Regions from separate parts of the Homo sapiens genome. Here region 1 is linked to region 2. The links are chromatin loops, found by intact Hi-C in ENCODE. Cell type or tissue: heart right ventricle. All regions are shown on one strand. Each heading gives the region's core, and the rest is flanking DNA. Links, peaks and the distances in the headings are about the cores only.

Region 1 (8,317 bases), core at 96-8,095, 530 kb after region 2:
GTAGCAGAGAGCACTGTGATAACAGCGCAGAGAGCTTTAACGTTTCAAATCGCTCACATACACATACCTGGGGCTTGCAACAGCTTCCTGAGAACGCAGAGATAGGATTTAGTATCCCGTTTCATAGAGAAGGAAACCAAGGCTTAGGTGAAATTACTTGCTGACGGCTGCAAAGAAAGGAAGTGAGCAGAATGCTCGTCTTTGACAGAGCTGGTCTCCATGCCTGCACACTCCGGCTTGCGGCCCACACAGTTCTTAGCTCTGCAAGATGCTGCACAGGTCACTCTCCCACTGGCTTTTCCCCGTTGTTCCTGAGAAATGGGCCTTGGTCATACCTCTGAAGTCATGGGACATCTCAGCAGGATTCTGCATGTTAGAGCAGCTGTCACAGACCCTGACCTCCTGGAGGGTGGCATGTCCACAACTGGCTCCTGGTTCCCTCCTGGCTCCTACATGCCAGCACTTTTTAGCCTCCGGGATGAATTGAATCAAATGGAAACATCTCAGTGGAAGATGCCTAAGAAGCTGCTTCCACATTTTTCATTGTTCCCCCTTGAAATTCTCAGAGATAAACAAACTGTGTGCCCTTTTCCTTCTGTCATCAGTGTAGCCGCCACCTCTGTCACACCTGGACAAAGGTAGAGGAGGAAGCAGTAAGGCTAGGAGGACAGCCTGGAATTGGAAATACGCCTTCACATTCATGAGCAAAGACAAAATGATTCCCTGAATTTTGTGAAATAAGGAACCTGACCAGAAAGTACAATGAAATTGTGCTTGGTAATTCACCAGCTTGTAGAGAGAGACAAACAAAAACTGCTAACATCTGAGTGGTACAAATGCCCAGAATTGATGAGATAAGTGGAGCCATCTGTCCACTGGGAAATCAGAAAATACCAATGTCATTGGATGGGGGGGGGGGTCTGTGCCAGGCTTCCAGCCTCATGCGAGGGAGCCGACCAAATGGAGTGGCACCGAGTCATTGGAGCGGGGATCAAATCAAGAGCACAGCCCAGAAAGAGTGCCCAGAAAGCTCAAGGCTGGGCCAAACCAGGGTCAAGTTAACATTAGAAAAAGAGCCAGCAGGCTGGGCGCGGTAGCTCACGCCTGTAATCCCAGCACTTTCGGAGGCTGAGGTGGGCGGATCACGAGGTCAGGAGATCGAGACCATCCTGGCTAACACGGTGAAACCCCATCTCTACTAAAAATACAGAAAAAAATTAGCCGGGCGTGGTGGTGGGCGCCTGTAGTCCCAGCTACTTGGGAGGCTGAGGCGGGAGAATGGCATGAACCTGGGAAGCGGAGCTTGCAGTGAGCTGACATCGTGCCACTGCACTCCAGCCTGGGCGACAGAGTGAGACTCCGTCTCAAGAAAAAAAAAAAAAAAAAAAGTGAAAGAGACAGCAAAGGGGAAGAGCAAATATTTGATTCGTCTCCCTTCTAGGATGATAGGAGCTGTCCCAGTGGGCAGCTGATGTATGCTTGTGAGTGCCTCCTGTGTGCCCATGAGGAGGCGTATGAACAAGGGGTCAGGAGTGCCCATGCCGACAGCCGGGCCTGGATTCACACCTTAGCTGTGTCGCTAACGAGCTGAGTGACCTCAGGCCAGCGACTGACCAGCCTCATGCCTCTGTCCCTACAGAACCGAACTCCCGGGGTTGTTGCGATGACAAGGTGTGTAAATGCATGTGAAACACCGACAGGCAGGAAACCGACAGCCGTCACGTGTCATCACCTGCCTGTTAGTTACCGTGCTCGGCACCTTTGGGTTCCATGACTGTGCAGTGAAAGGAAATTTATTTGGAAATGTGAGAAATGCTGGAATAACATTATTTTGCTGTAGTTGTCTAATATAAATCATTAAAAAGGGCTTAACAACCTGGTGATTTGTATCCGCTTATGTCAGTACTTCTGAGATTAAAAAAAAAAAAAACTTTGAATTATGAGATAAATTGGGTTGAAGATGAAAGAGAAATGCCTGGATTGGCAGGAGTGCTGCCAGTCATCTCGGGTCCAGGCCCGTCTCTTTAGTAGAAGCCCCGTCGGTTAGGGAACAGCCATGTACTGAGTGCCTGCCGTGTGCTTGGCACTGTCTTAGCTTTACAGGCACTGTTTCTTTGAATTCTCATAACGGCCGCATGAGATGGATGTGACTGTACCCACATTACTGGTGAGGAGTCTGGGGCCCAGGGCCATACTGCTGGTGACTGACTGAACCAGCAGCAGCACCCAAGCCTCCCAGCTGCTGGGCCAGCAGGACAGGACCCAGTGGTCCAAGAAGGAGTAGGAAAGAACAACCAGGGAGCCTGGTGTGCCAGGGAGGGCACAGAGCAGCACCGTGCCCATTCCCCTGAAGATCAGGGCCTGCAGAGGGGCCCCCTTGCTTGCCAATAAGCCCAGACTGTCAGTGGTGACCTGAACATTTCCCTTCCTAAGCACAGCTTCTGGGAAGGAAGGCCCATGTGTGTAGCAGGAGGGAAGGCCCGTGTGTGTAGTGGGAGGGAAGGCCCGTGTATGCAGTGGGAGGGAAGGCCCGCGTATGTAGTGGGAGGGAAGGCCCGCGTGTGTAGTGGGAGGGAAGGCCCGTGTGTGTAGTGGGAGGGAAGGCCCGTGTATGTAGTGGGAGGGAAGGCCCGTGTGTGTAGTGGGAGGGAAGGCCCGTGTGTGTAGTGGGAGGGAAGGCCCATGTGTGTAGTGGGAGGGAAGGACCGTGTATGTAGTGGGTACGCGGGGAAACTGCATTTGCTCACTGCCAGCTCAAGCCTCCATCCTGCAGGCCTGGCCCACAGTCAGTATTTGTCTTGATAATGACAGTGTGGGCTTGCGGCATCGTACCAGTGTGTTCTTAACCAGGTCCCAGCATCTCGTGTTGACTCATCCTGCCGTCTGCAGACTTGCTGGCCATTTGGAAAAGGGTGCGGAGGAGTTAAGATGGGGAGGTGTCAGATTGTTACTGAGACATTTCTAATTTGCGATGTATGGTTTTGAAGCCAGCTCTTTTTTTCTGGTTTCTCCTGTTTTCTGCAGCACCCCCCGGGGAAAGACATTTTCTGCTCCCACCGAGTTGGCAGGGCCTGCTTCCTGAATCTCCTGGGTGTGTCTTAACTGCCAGTCCCAGCACCTCCTGAAAGCCCCACTCTCCTCCAGTGGTCACAGTGGAAGGATCATGGGAGAAACAGAAGGGAAGAAAGATGAGGCTGATTATAAGCGACTGCAGACCTTCCCTCTGGTCAGGGTAAGCCCCAGGGGAGGGAGGCAGGACTGCCGGCAGGGCCCACACAGCCTGGAGAGAGGTGGGTGGAGCTTGTCCCTTGCAGGATGGCAGTGGGAGGAAGTTAAGAAGGGCTCTGCTGGCTCAGACCTAGACATCTTGGAGTTGACAGTGATTCATTGTTTCATTCATTCATTCATTCACCAAGTATTGGGCCACCTACTCTATGCCGGGCACTGTTCTAGGCACTGTGGGGATGGTAAACGAGACAGGCGAAGGCCTGGCCCACATGAAATACATGTTTTAAGAACATGATCGTAGGCAGTAAGTACTATAATGAAAAATGAAGCAGGTGGAAGGAGCTGGAGAGCAGAGGTTAGCTTCTGGAGAGGTTTTGCAGATCAGAGACCTGAAGACAGAGAGCAAACCTCACAAAGACCTGGGGAAGAACATGCCAAGCCGGGGAAACAGAGGCACGGGAAGCCTGGGATGGGAATGAACTTGGCATTTTGGAGGCACAGAGAGAAGGCCAGCATGGCTGGAATGGAGTGCTGAGAAGGGTGGCAGGACATAACAGCACCAGTGGGGCCAGACCCTACAGGCCTGGCCAGCCACAGTGAAGAATGTGGTGAGAACTGTGGGTTCTGTCCTGAATCGAAGGGGGAACACTGAAGGGTTTTAAGCAGGGGAGTGATGAGATCTGTTTGGTTTTCAAAAGCTCACTCCAGCTGTTGTGAGCAGAATGGATTTGGAGATACCAGAGCAGAAGTGGGGAGACCAGCGAGGAGGCCGCTGTGGAGGCCCAGAGCGATGAGGGTGGCTGGGTGCGGCTCACGGAGTAGAGTGCGAGATGCGGTCGGGTTTAGGGTGTTCCGTGAGTGCAGAGGCCAAAGGACCTGCTGCCAAATTGGAGACTGGGTATGGGAGCAAGAGAGTCCAGGGTGGCTGCTACAGTCTGTCTTTTCCTGAGTATTGGGAGAAAAAATGGTATCAATTACCAGGAAAAGGAGATGGAAGAAGATGGGTTTGTGGGAATCAAGTTATTTTTAGACATCTAAGTGAGGCTGTCAAGTGGCCAGTTTGACAGAGTAGTCAGGAGCCCAAAGAAGAGGTTAGAGCTGGGGGTAGAAGTGTGGGAGCCCTCCCACAGAGAGGACACAGACAGGCGCGGAACACACAAGACCCCAGAGATGGAGTCGCTGGAGATGGGAGAGTGGAGGTGGGGCCCAGGGCCCTCCAGGAGCTGGGAGGAGGAAGGAAATCCAGCAGATCGATGGAGAAGGAGCAGAGGGAAAGGCCGGAGGAAAACCAGGGGCCCCAGAGAGCGCCCAGCGGCCTCTTCGGGCCTCCGGGGTGAGATTCCGTCGGAACACACTTCCATAGCCAGCATTCCCTCCGCCCTCAGCCGGCTTTCTTCCCATGTCTGTTGGCTGGAACCTGGTGCTGGCTTCGTGCCCTTGCAGAGAGCCTGGGCTTGAGAGCCCACGAGGCTCAGCTCCATGCCATGCCTTTGCCCCAGCTGCAGGCCCTCAGTCAGGAGATGGGTCACCTGCCCAGGGCTGGGCCAGGGAGGCTACCTGCTGTCCATGCCTTAAGCTTGGGACAGAGAGGCCAGCCAGGAAGGCCAGGTCACGGGCTAAGCCTGTCTCTTGTTTGTTACCCCTGCCCTGTCTCTAGCACTCGGACATGCCAGAGGAGATGCGCGTGGAGACCATGGAGCTATGTGTCACAGCCTGTGAGAAATTCTCCAACAACAACGAGGTATTGCCAGCAGTGCAGGCGGCCCCTCGTGCTTTTGATGGCCCCTGTGGGTGAATAAAGTGGCCCCTGTTCCCTGCAGTTGGCTCCAGACAGTACTGCTAGGATGAGGCCAGAGCCTTCCTTGGAAGCATTCAGTCTGGGGAAAGTCAGTGAGTGAGAGGCTGGCGCTGACTCCAGGCACTGACGGTCACACCCAGCCCTAGAGGAGCAAAGCCACAGGGGTCTCCATGACGCCCCTGCCCATGTTCCCTGCCTCAGGTGGGCTGCTGAATAGGGTGCCTTTCCCCGTGGTTCCATCCCAGTGGTGAACAGAGGCCTGCCCAGGCATCCATTCATGTATTCACTCATCCATTCAAAAAGGTGTTGAACAGGCGCTGTTCTAGGTGTTGGGGATACGGCCAGCAGGCATCAACGCAGGAAGGCCATTCATCAATCTGGTGGGGAGAGCGAGAAGTCAGTGTTGCGGCAGCCGGTGGGGAGGCAAGACACTGGCCAGTGGGAGCCCAGGCTTTGGGTCGGCCAGGCCCAGGTTCAGATCCTGGCTTCAGCCCTTCCCAGCTGTACCCTTGAATGAGCCATTTCTCAACTCTGAGCGCAGTTTCCTAGTCCTTAAATGGAGGGTGGCGATGGTGCCTCCTCACTGGGCCAGTTGTGAGGATGTATTTACTGAGACGATGGGGACAGAGTGCCCAGCATGGCACCTGGCATGGTGGGAGGCGCTGTTGGTGTACCTCAGGCGCCTGCACCTGGACTCGCCCTGCCGAGCGGGGGTCCCTGCCCCTCTAGACCTCCTCACACAGGGGGCACGTCTTGAAAGAGCAGGCACAGGAAGAAGTCGACTGTGGCCATGACTAGGGGAGTAGTCGGCGCCTCCCCAGAGCCCACTGAACGCATCAGGTACCTCGCAGTCTGCAGGGTGCCAGGTCTCTCCATCCAGTTGGTCCTGAGACTGCCTGGTGCCCCGCTTGTCCAGGTTACATCTGAGGGAGGTGGCACTGGCCCAGGAAGCCCGCACTAAGTGCAGAGCCAGGACGCAGCCCCAGGCTATCTCCAGACCTGATGCTTGCCTTCCCGCCTCAGCCAGTTTCTTCTTGACTGCTGAGTAATGTCTAGTTTTCTGTGCCTGTGTAATAGACCTGGCAGGAGGTGGCCTGCGTGGAAACCCTTTTTGAAGCAGGAGGACAAGAGAAATAGGACAGCAGGCCTTTCTCTTGCCAAGACCTCAGTGCCAGCCTTCTCCTTCCTGGAGAAGGACCTGACTCCTGCCCCCACCTGCCCTGCGCCCCCTTGATAAGTGCCCTCTTCCTTCCAGAGCGCCGCCAAGATGATCAAAGAGACAATGGACAAGAAGTTCGGCTCCTCCTGGCACGTGGTGATCGGCGAGGGCTTTGGGTTTGAGATCACCCACGAGGTGAAGAACCTCCTCTACCTGTACTTCGGGGGCACCCTGGCTGTGTGCGTCTGGAAGTGCTCCTGACACTCTGTCCCCTGCCCCGTCCCCTGCAGGGCCTTTTCCTGCCACTCATCTGGGGTGGGGAGCAGCCCTAGGCAGGTCCTGGTTTTTCCAAGGAGAGTTGGGGTCTTTTCTTTTTGTCTTTGTGTACCAGTTTCCTGAGCCACGCCCAGTGTGTGAACTTGACATCTCCATCCCCAGGCTCTCAACCGTCTCCCTCGGAGTCTCAGGGTGTGGACGGGGCAGCGGGCATGGGTCTGTGTGGGAGACGTGGGGTGGGGCGGTGTGACAGGGTAGAGGAGGTGGGAGATGAGATCTTCCGCACAGGAACACGCCAGTCCCCCTTTCTCCAGGGCTGCCTTCCCCTTGCATCCTGGGAGCCCCACTGCCCTGCCATCCCCAGTACTGCCGGGAAGTGTCGGCCGTCCTTGTCATTAGTGGTCATATGAAAATGGCCCCAAGAAGGAGATGATTCTTTCAAGGGACACAGGCAGCTTCTCTCCTTGTCCTCTGGGGAGGTGCTGACCCCTCAGAAACCCCTTCCCCCAACTTGACCCCAGGCTGAACAGACCACTGCATCTCACTGGGCCAGCAGCCCCCCCAGCCCCCAGCCTTGGTGGGGACCAAGCAGCCTTTCCCGTCCCCTCCTCGACCCGTACAGTTGAGAGCCAGGGGCTGGTGTGTGGGAGCTGCTACCTGGCAGTTTCTCGAGGGGTCACCGAGCCTCTGGTGGGACACCTGGGCAGGAGTGCTCTCACCACGAGGCTGCTTCCGCAGGGAACCCTGGCCTGCCCGCGACTTCGCATCAGGGACCGCATGCTGATTTGTACTGCTCTCTGCTGGGTTTTCTATGTTCTTTTCGAGTGTGGGAAAAGGGTTTTAGTAGAAGGGTGAATCGTATTTTACACAGCGGTCTTATTTATATAAATGTCTTGGTTTTTACAATTAAAATGACCAAAAACTGACCTCATTCTACAGTCTCTTGATGTTAGGGGAAGGTGTGATCAGTATCCTCAGGCTCAGGCACCTAGAGATGTTTCTGGTTAAACTGTGAGGCTGCTGGAAGCCCCTGGCCCAGGCATAGCCCCAGTGGACATGGCCTGGCCCCTCTCACCATTAGGTCACTGAGGTTGGGGGCCAAGTGCAGCTGGATGGGGCCACACGGACACTGAGATACGCTTGGCAGCTGGACTAAGCTACAGTAAAGATGTTTTCAGGCCCACAGAATTTCACTCAGTTCAACAGATGCTTATTCAATAGCCACTGAGGGTCAGGCCCCAGGAGCTGAGGATACAAAGACAAGCCATAGGTCTGGCCTCAGTGAGCTCTCGGTCCACTGCAGAGGACATGGGCCCCATCATTTCACTCATACGAAAAGTAACATTGTAAGATAGGGCGGGGCATTCTGGCAGGAGGAAGGAGGGACTCCAAGCCCAGCCTGGGGAGTACAGGGTCTCCAGTGGGGTAAGGCCTGACAGCCGACGCTTGAACAGAAAACGGGATCTTACCAAGGGAGAGGGCTGCTCTCAGGACAGAAAACTAGACATTACCCCAAGGCACTTGGGGTAAACGCAGGAGATGAGAAGTGACTTGAGGACAGGAGCCACGTGCAGGCCTGTGAAGCCCCCTCAGGGGTTGTCCCCTGAATCCGAGCCTCAGAAGTGAACACCCCGGGCGTGGGGAGAGCGGGGAGAGCCCGCCTTCCCATGCACACAGGGGCCCTCCTGAGATGGTCCCTAGGATACATGGGTCTGGGAGCTGAAGCCCTGTCCTTATCCCAGTCCCAGTCCCACCCTTGTGAGACTGAGCGTCCAGCACTAACAAGATCCATCAACAGATTGGCTGGGCAGCCTCATGGCGAGCAGGTAAGGTTTGCTCAGACCAGACCCATGCAG
Region 2 (8,317 bases), core at 19-8,018:
TGGTCAGTTCTGGCCCATCTTGATGATTTGTAAGGTGCCATCCTGTAGAGTGGCTGTGGTGGGGCTGACTGGTGTGGCTGGGGATACTAGTCTTATTGGTCCCTGATGCCACCACCAGGGGGGTGACAGGCCTGTGTTGTACAGCAGGATCTTTAGTTTTAGCCCAGCCGCCTTACAGAAAGGAACCTGGAGGGCCAGCCAGCTTTTTGCTCTGACCTTGGGATACGCTGTGACTGGGACTGAGGCCTCAGCTGCCTTCTAGCGTGCTTTGCAGGTCAGCACACTGGCATGTCTGGGTTATTTGTCCCTAATGCCCCAGCCTTACACCCTTCTTGTTCATTCAGATTTATAAGATTGGCCAGGGCTACCTTATCAAGGACGGCAAGCTGATCAAGAACAATGCCTCCACTGACTATGACCTATCTGACAAGAGCATCAACCCTCTGGTAAGTAATGGGTGTTCTGCTCTGTGAGGCCATCCCAGGCCTCGTGCTTTTGGGGATAGGCTGCTTCCTAGGGGCTGCTAGCAGGATCGTTAACTGAAGCCAACACAACACCTAGCTGTGTCCCTTGTAAGTGGCATGTTGTCATCTGAGTCCACTCGTCGGGGTTGGCTGGTGAGAAGTGGGGTCTCAGGCTCAGCTGTTCAGTGATGAGGCCTGGAATGTGCGCTGGGCACAGCGCCCGAGACAGACTGCGGAACCGTTCCTTGTTGCCTTCCTTCTGAGAACAGCCCTGTGGTCAGGGAGGGCCTGAACCTGGAGGGGTCATCTGCACGACAATCCCCTCCTGGGCCTGTGCTGATCCGATGCTCGTTTTCCAGGGTGGCTTTGTCCACTATGGTGAAGTGACCAATGACTTTGTCATGCTGAAAGGCTGTGTGGTGGGAACCAAGAAGCGGGTGCTCACCCTCCGCAAGGTGAGGCAGGTCCTGACTTGTCATGGGGGGGCTCTTGTAGAGGGAGGATCCAAGGCCACAGACGCTGGTGGCCCTGTGGTGGGAGAGGAAAGGAAGGAGAGGGTGTTGGCAGTCCTTTCACACTGGCTTTGAAGTCCTGAGATGAGGAAATTCCCAGTCTGGCCTTGCTGGGCTGTTTGCTGCTTTGAGTGTGTCCTCATCTGCCGGATGGTGGGGGAGGCTGAATTGATCGTGTGGCTTCCCAGATGCAGGGGCGCTGTGAACAGTGCTGAGGAAAGCCTGGCTCCTCGTAATCCTAAATCCCTTCCCCTCTTGGCCCATAGTCCTTGCTGGTGCAGACGAAGCGGCGGGCTCTGGAGAAGATTGACCTTAAGTTCATTGACACCACCTCCAAGTTTGGCCATGGCCGCTTCCAGACCATGGAGGAGAAGAAAGCATTCATGGTGAGCACCTCTGCCTGCCCCCCTCGCTGGGTGTGGTGGCTTGGGCAGCCGCCTGCCTTTGGCTCCAGCCGGGGTAGGGGTGGTCTTGATGCCTTAGGCCTCTCTTGTGGCTGTGGAGACTGGCCCAGAGTCTTGGTCTCCTCTAGAGTGGGCATCTGCTGTCACCTGTCATCTTCTACCTCTGACCACTGCCTCTCTCCCCACAGGGACCACTGAAGAAAGACCGAATTGCAAAGGAAGAAGGAGCTTAATGCCAGGAACAGATTTTGCAGTTGGTGGGGTCTCAATAAAAGTTATTTTCCACTGACATCTTGCCTCTTTCTTCAGGAGAGAGGCTGGGACTGGGGAGGCAGATGGGGGCCCTTGAGGTGCCTTGTGCTCCCCAAGGCCACTGCCCTCCTTTCTGTAGCTTCGCTGGGTTTGCCTTCTGGCCTCCCACTCTGTCCCCCACCCTCAGTCCCTGGAGGGAGGTAAAAGCTGGGCCTGGTTCTGCAGCTGAGCTGTAGAAATCCAGCCTGGAGCAGTGGGCATTGTGCAAATGTTTGTCACCAGGGTGAGGCAGCTGGGTCTCTGCTGTTTGCACAGCTTGGGTGATGCCAGTGCTGTGGAGACGAGAAGGAGACAGGGAGGCCTGGATGTTCCCTGGCGCGTTTGATGCTGGTGTGCAGGCAGACCGTGGGTTTGTTACTTGTTTAAAAAGTTCATTTGGTTTTAAATTAATCCAGGGAAGGGTGGCTTCCAGTTAAGGCTTGTTCAGGTTCTTTTGTAATCTGCACCCCAAGTCTGGTACTGGGAGAACATGAACACAGGCACAGAGGTTAAGGGACTTCCCCGGCTCGGCAGCTGGAAGCCTAGTTGGAACATGTGGCAGAGGGCTGTGTCCCCTCTGGGCTGGGGTCTACCTTCTGGGACTTGGCTGGTGCAGTCCCTGTTCCCACTGGAGATGGCCCCTGTACCCCAGCCCCCTCGGGCATGGGACTTATGTGCTTTCTTGACTTGCACGTTGAGTGCCTGCTGCCCTCAGTCCCTGGAGCCCAGGATGCTGGGGTGCAGCTGCTGCTGTAAGCTGAAGGAAGCCCCCAGGCTCTGGACTGACCCCTGTGACCTGGCCTGGAGCCCGGTGATCTCGGTGAAGCCCAGCACAGACCCTGGTGCTTGGACCCACTTGCTGACTCCCCGTCTTTGCTCAAGCTGCACCTAGGCTCTACCAGGACGGGGTGTGGAATGCAGGTCCCCTGATGCTGTCGAAGCTGCTCCCTCAGACTCAAGGTGCTGTGGCTGTGAGCAGGCGCTGTGCTGTACTCCATCCCTCGCTGAGTTACTTGTGGATAGAGTCCCCAGCTGCGCCAGCTGACTGTCCACCCAGCAGTGTCTGGCAGGCCTGCTAGTCACCGGGACCCTAACTGTGTGTCTGAGTCTCTGTTTATTCGGATGGATTGGCAATAGCTGGGATCTGAGGATCAGCGTGCAGGGTGCACCTGTGGGCTCGGGGCGTGTGTGGGACTGCGGGAGAACAGTTGTGGAGATGCCCAAGTTGTCACTGTCTCCCTGTGGACCTGAGGGTGCAGGGTGAAGCACTAAAATATCTTGAAGTCGGTCGGGCGCGGTGGCTCACGCCTGTAATCCAGCACTTTGGGAGGCTGAGGTGGGCGGATCACGAGGTCAGGAGATTGAGACCACGGTGAAACACCGTCTCTACTGAAAATACAAAAAAATTAGCCTGGCGTGGTGGCAGGCGCCTGTAGTCCCAGCTACTTGGGAGGCTGAGGCAGGAGAATGGCGTGAATCCAGGAGGCGGAGCTTGCAGTGAGCCGAGATGGCGCCACTGCACTCCAGCCTGGATGACAGAGCGAGACTCCGTCTCAAAAAAAAAAAGTCATCCAGGTGCAGAGCGGATAAGTGCCATGTAGGTCCTGAGGCAGGGGCAGGTCAGAGTTGAGTTGTGTGCAGCGGGAACCTTCCCCACGTGTGTCTGTCCACCCTGCAAGTCTCCAGCTCCTTCTGAGCTTGGCTTGGGGCAGTTGGTCTCAAGGCAGAACCCTCCTTCCTGCAGCCCCTCCCATCTTTGGCTCTGCAGCCTGGGCCTAGGTGACTGGAGCTGCACTTCAGGTTGGAGCCACCAGGGGGTGAGTGCGGCACGTGCCCTGCAAGAGGGCCCTGCTAGGGGTTTTGGATTGGGCAGGGTTCCTTTCTGCATCAGGGTCTTCGGATGCCCCGCAGTCATGGGAGTCAAGTGCACAGCTGGAATGGGTCATGACCTATTGTCCCAAGGCCACCAGGCACCTTAGTGGCAGGGCCAGGTGTGAGACCTGGTTGCCTGGTCTCCTGGGTGCTGCCTCTTGTCAGTCTCCATGGTTAGATCTCGTCCTGGTGGGGATGCTGACTGGGCAGGGGTCCCAGCCTGTCCCCTCCCTTCCCCATCCCTTAGGCTGGGCCTGGAGCCCCGCTGCCTACCAGCCCAGAAAGGAAAGGGTTTGCTGGTCTGAGATGTCCTGGCCGAGCCTGGCTGCTTGTCCAGGGCTCTGTACCGAGTTCTGGGTATGGCCAGGATGACAGGACGCAAAGAACAAAGGCCCCTAGGGGTAGTCTGTCTGTCTTCCCCCAGGCTCAGGACACACACATAGGCACCCAGTACCACAGACACACCTGCAGGCTGCAAGTGGAGGCTGGCATCACACCCGTACCTATCCACATGTGCCCAAGTGCACAGAAAGCCTTTCTCACGGGCAGCCTGGCTTGACTGGGGGCTGAGCCTTTGCTGTTGACAGCCCCTCAGCCCTTCCTTGCCTGCCGTGTGTGGTGGCTCACGTCTGTAATCTCAGCACTTTGGGAGACTGATACGGGAGGATGGCTTGAGCCCAGGAGTTTGAGACAACCTAGTGAGACCTGTCTCTACAAAAGATTTAAAAGTTAGCTGGGTATGGTGGCGCGTGCCTATAGTCCCAGCTACTTGGGAGGCTGAGGTGGGAGGATCCGCTTGAGCCTGGGAGGTCAAGGCTGCAGTGAGCCATGCATGATTGCACCACTGCACTCCAGGCTGGGTGACAGAGCAAGATCCTGTCAAGAAAAAAGGCAGTTTAGAAGTGAAGACGGCTGTGAGGAAATAAAACAGGTCACTGGGATGGAGTCATGTGGGTGGGGTCGGGGAGGCCTCTCTGAGATTTGAAAGGTATCAAGGGTCCTGCCTGTGGAGCCCTGTGCTGGAACACTCACTCCCGCCAGGGAATGGTGAGTGCGAAGGCCCTGGGGTGGGACAAGGCTCCTGGGCTCCGGTATGAGCTCCTGAGGGAGGGGCTTCATGATATGGGCTCATTCCCAGCTGGATCTCCTGTCTCCCTAGCATGGAGAAGGTTTGTTGGGGGTCTCTGCATCTCTGGGCCTCGTCTGTATTGTGCGTGTGCCCCGCTGTCCCGAGCGGAGGCCTGTGGTGGGTGGGGCGGCTGCCGTGCCTGTGCATGTCACCAAGGGTACATCTCCAAGTGCCTGCTGGCATGCGCTTCCTGTCACGCTTTTCTCTCACCAGAACCCCTAGACAGGCCTCGCCGGAATCCTGCGGTGACAGAACAAGAAGTCCCATTCCATTCCTCCTGAAAAAAAGAAAAAATACCTGCTGGGAATTTCTGAGCAAGTGGGAACAGGGAGGTGGTGGCGGGAGCTGCCTTTGCCTTAAAAGGTGTGACGGAGCCAGGGACTTCGCTCAGCTCACCTGGGGATGGCCACGGGGTGTAGAGGGGTGAGTGGCTGGCCGCCACCTTGTGGGCTCACCCCAAATTGCTCTCTGCCTAGATCTTCGTTGACAGCCTTGCTGGCAGGGGCTGTGCTGCTCTGTCTCTGTCCCCCCACCCAGATGTAGCCCCATGCAGCTGGCAGCTCACCTTCCTCCCCTTGGTTCTCAACCTCGTAGCTGATAATGCAGCTACTTGCTGCAACTTCTGGGGGTCCCTCTGCCCTGCCTCCTGGGCAGTTCCCAGGAGCCCAAAGTCCCTTTCCCTTTCAGGAGCAGTCTCAGGAGCCCGGGCCAGGCCACCGACAGGAGACTGCCTGATGCAAACCTCACGGGAGGCAGGAAATTACAGTAGCCCCTACCCTCCGACACCCCCCGTGGATTCCTGAAACCGCGGATAGTACGGAACCCTCTGTGGATTAGGCTTTTTCTCTCTGATCACCAAGAGGGCTACAAAGTGACTCACGGGCGGGAACGCCTGCAGCGCGGAGACGCTGGACAGAGGAATGAGTCACGATCATCGCTGCATGATTTCATCACCCTGCTCAGAATGGCATGCAATGTCAAATTATGAATTATTTCTGAAATTTTCTCTTTAATATTTTCAGGCTGTGGCTGACTGCTGGAAACTGCAACTAAGGAAAGTGAAACCACAGATAATGGGGGCGCTGCGGTAACTCCACGGGCCTGAGAGTGAGGGAGGAAGGGAGCATCCAGGAACCATCCAGAGCCCAACCTCACCAGCCGCTCACCCACAATCAGCAGCACTCACAGGTCAAGGCAGTGCGCGGGACAGCAGGCGGCAATCATTGTGAGCATCTTGCTCTGTATTAGGCACTGAGCATTTCACACAGAGAAAAAGTCATCAGGCTCACTCCTTGAGGCAGGTTCTGTTATGATCACATTTTACAGTAAGAAACTGGGGCTTGTGGATGAATAACTTGCCCAGGGATGCTGTATGATTGGTGGGGTTGGGACGTGAGCCCAGGCATCTCTTCACCCTCACTCTAGGCTACCAGGGGTCGGTAAAGCCAATGAATGCTGCCTCAAGGGTGAAGGAGAGGGCTCATTTGTTGAGCACCTACGGTGTGCCAAGGTTTGTACTCAACTCTTTTCAGAGTTACCTTATTTTTATTTTTTGAGACAGGGTCTCACTGTGTCGCCTAGGGCTGGAGTGCGGTGGTGCGATCACGGCTCACTGCAGCCTTGACCTCCCAGGCTCGAGCAATCCTCCCACCTCAGCCTCCCGAGTAGCTGGGACTATAGGCACCCGCCACCACGCCCGGCTAATTTTTTTTTATTTTTTAGTAGAGACAGGGTTTCATCGTGTTAGCCAGGATGGTCTCGATCTCCTGACCTCGTGATCCACCTGTCTCGGCCTCCCAAAGTGCTGGGATTACAGGCATGAGCCACCGCGCCCGGCCTAATATTTGTATTTTTTGTAGAGAGTGGGTCTTGTCATGTTGCCCAGGCTGGTCTCGAACTCCTAGGCTTAAACAATCCTCCCCCCTCAGCCTCAGAAAGTGCTGGGATTAAAAGCGTTCAGCTACCTCGCCCAGCCCAGAGTTACCTTATTTATTTATTTACTTATTTTTGAGACAGAGTCTCACTCTGTTATCCAGGATGGAGTGCAGTGGCGCGATCTCAGCTCACTGCAACCTCCACCTCCCGAGTTCAAGCGATTCTTGTGCCTCAGCCTCCTGAGTAGCTGGGATTATAGGCACGCCACCACGCCTGGCTGATTTTTGTATTTTTAGTAGAGATGGGGTTTCACCATGTTGGCCAGGCTGGTCTTGAACTCCTGACCTCAGGTGATCCACCTGCCTCGGCCTCCCAAAGTGCTGGGATTACAGGTGTGAGCCACTGAGCCCCGGCATCACTTCTGTTTTCACAGGGAGGAAATTGAGGCTCAGCAAGGTTAAGTCACAGTCTCCGAGGTCAGACTCTTGGAGTGGCGAGGCGGGGATATAAAATCCAGGCTCCAGACACGAGCGCACAACCATCACACCACGCTGTCCTGGTGCAGGAGGGCTGCGAAAGCTCTGGGTGAGGACTGGAGGGACACTGTTTCCCAGCAGCCACTGCGACCCCCAATGCTCCTTGGCCCCCTACCCTCTCCCAGGCTCCTACAGTGGGCCCCTGCTTCTTTACGGATGAGGTCTCCTGGAGCCCGGTACCACAGCCAGCCCCACCCTTGCTGGGCCCTGAGCCTGCACAGCTGGTCTTCAGGTCACTGGGCTTCATGTGACTATGGAGAAGTGACCCCTCCCCACCCGGTCCCCACCAGAGTCCTGCTTAGCCCGGCAGAGGAAAACGGCTGTGAGGGAAGGCACTAAAGATAGCTGCCTCGCCAACTTCCCCATCCTACTGGCCGCTGTCTCCTCCCCAGTGGGCTTCTCCAGCAGACCTCCACCCCAGGCCATCCTTGAGCCTGGTCAGCCAGCCCGGGGCATAAGCAGGGACCCAGGCGATGGTCACCACCATGGCCGCTGTTACTGAAGACTCACGGGCCCCAGGCACTGGGCCAGGCAGGACTGTGTGCCTTACTGCACAGAAACCCCTCAACAGGGGGCAGCAAGGAGCTGCCTGTCACCCCCACTTGATAGATGGGGATCCAAGCACAGAGGAGGACCAGCTGGTGTGAAAGCCCCAGCTCATCCTCATGCCAGCAGCTGGGAACACACCTGGACATTGACACGCCACGCCATCTTCCCCCATGGCCCAGGGCCTATGGACACACTGGCTTGGCAACACCAGAGCCTATGATGAAGACACCATGTCATCCCCCATCCATCTGTGACACCATCTCCACCCGCAGCAGGAATATTTACATCAGGGAAACAGGCAGACACTAGAGATCAGGGCCATTCCTCCAGGGAGCTGCTTGTTAGACATTTACCAGCACAGCACTGACCCCAACCTTCTGTTCTGCTGGTGACACCAATGGCTGAACCCAGCTGGAAGTGGCAAGGGAGTTTAGTTGATATAGTCCCCAGAAGTCAGCATCCTGGGGCACAGAGAAGTGGGTGAAAGGGCGGCTTGAGGATCTGGAGTGACAGACACAAGATCCAGCCCAATGCCCAGTGCTTCCCTCTTGCTTCCTGGGAACCACTATTCCCAGCGTTTCTCATATACATTTAATCAGAGGCAGGACCTCCCGCCTCAGCAGCTTCCCTGGCTCCACATTGCACATTCATTTACAGCTGACCTGTGAACAATGTGGGGATCGAG

What was found. Peaks named below come from ENCODE experiments on the same cell type or tissue, not always from the same donor. Only the 100,000 strongest peaks of a DNase experiment are listed, where the experiment ranks them.
Region 1: a loop joins it to region 2, with 3 times the contacts of the local background. A loop is called at or near these places in 3 of 110 quality-filtered maps.

The regions. Positions count from the first base shown.
Region 1 is chr22:38,777,578-38,785,894 of GRCh38, reverse strand. It overlaps DNAL4 (dynein axonemal light chain 4), which reads left to right. Exons shown (of 4, transcript NM_005740.3): 2 at 3,025-3,232; 3 at 4,886-4,969; 4 at 6,282-7,387. The coding sequence starts at 3,164. The coding sequence ends at 6,446. Among named protein-coding and RNA genes, the nearest start is that of DNAL4, 12 kb to the left of the region's middle. RefSeq lists an enhancer at 5,728-6,228. In heart right ventricle, for the core only: no CTCF peak of the experiment used is centred there; a DNase peak (open chromatin) is centred at 4,654; H3K27ac peaks cover 5,071 bases.
Region 2 is chr22:39,306,236-39,314,552 of GRCh38, reverse strand. It overlaps RPL3 (ribosomal protein L3), which reads left to right. Exons shown (of 10, transcript NM_000967.4): 7 at 345-446; 8 at 824-919; 9 at 1,243-1,362; 10 at 1,569-1,671. The coding sequence ends at 1,613. It overlaps SNORD83B (small nucleolar RNA, C/D box 83B), which reads left to right and starts at 642; the gene lies at 642-734. RefSeq lists silencers at 3,055-3,516, 4,251-4,460 and enhancers at 3,321-3,861, 4,780-5,979. In heart right ventricle, for the core only: CTCF peaks have their summits at 94, 3,282, 3,482 (motif pointing right) and 7,636 (motif pointing right); DNase peaks (open chromatin) are centred at 3,472, 5,487, 7,373 and 7,628; H3K4me3 peaks cover 806 bases; H3K27ac peaks cover 3,570 bases.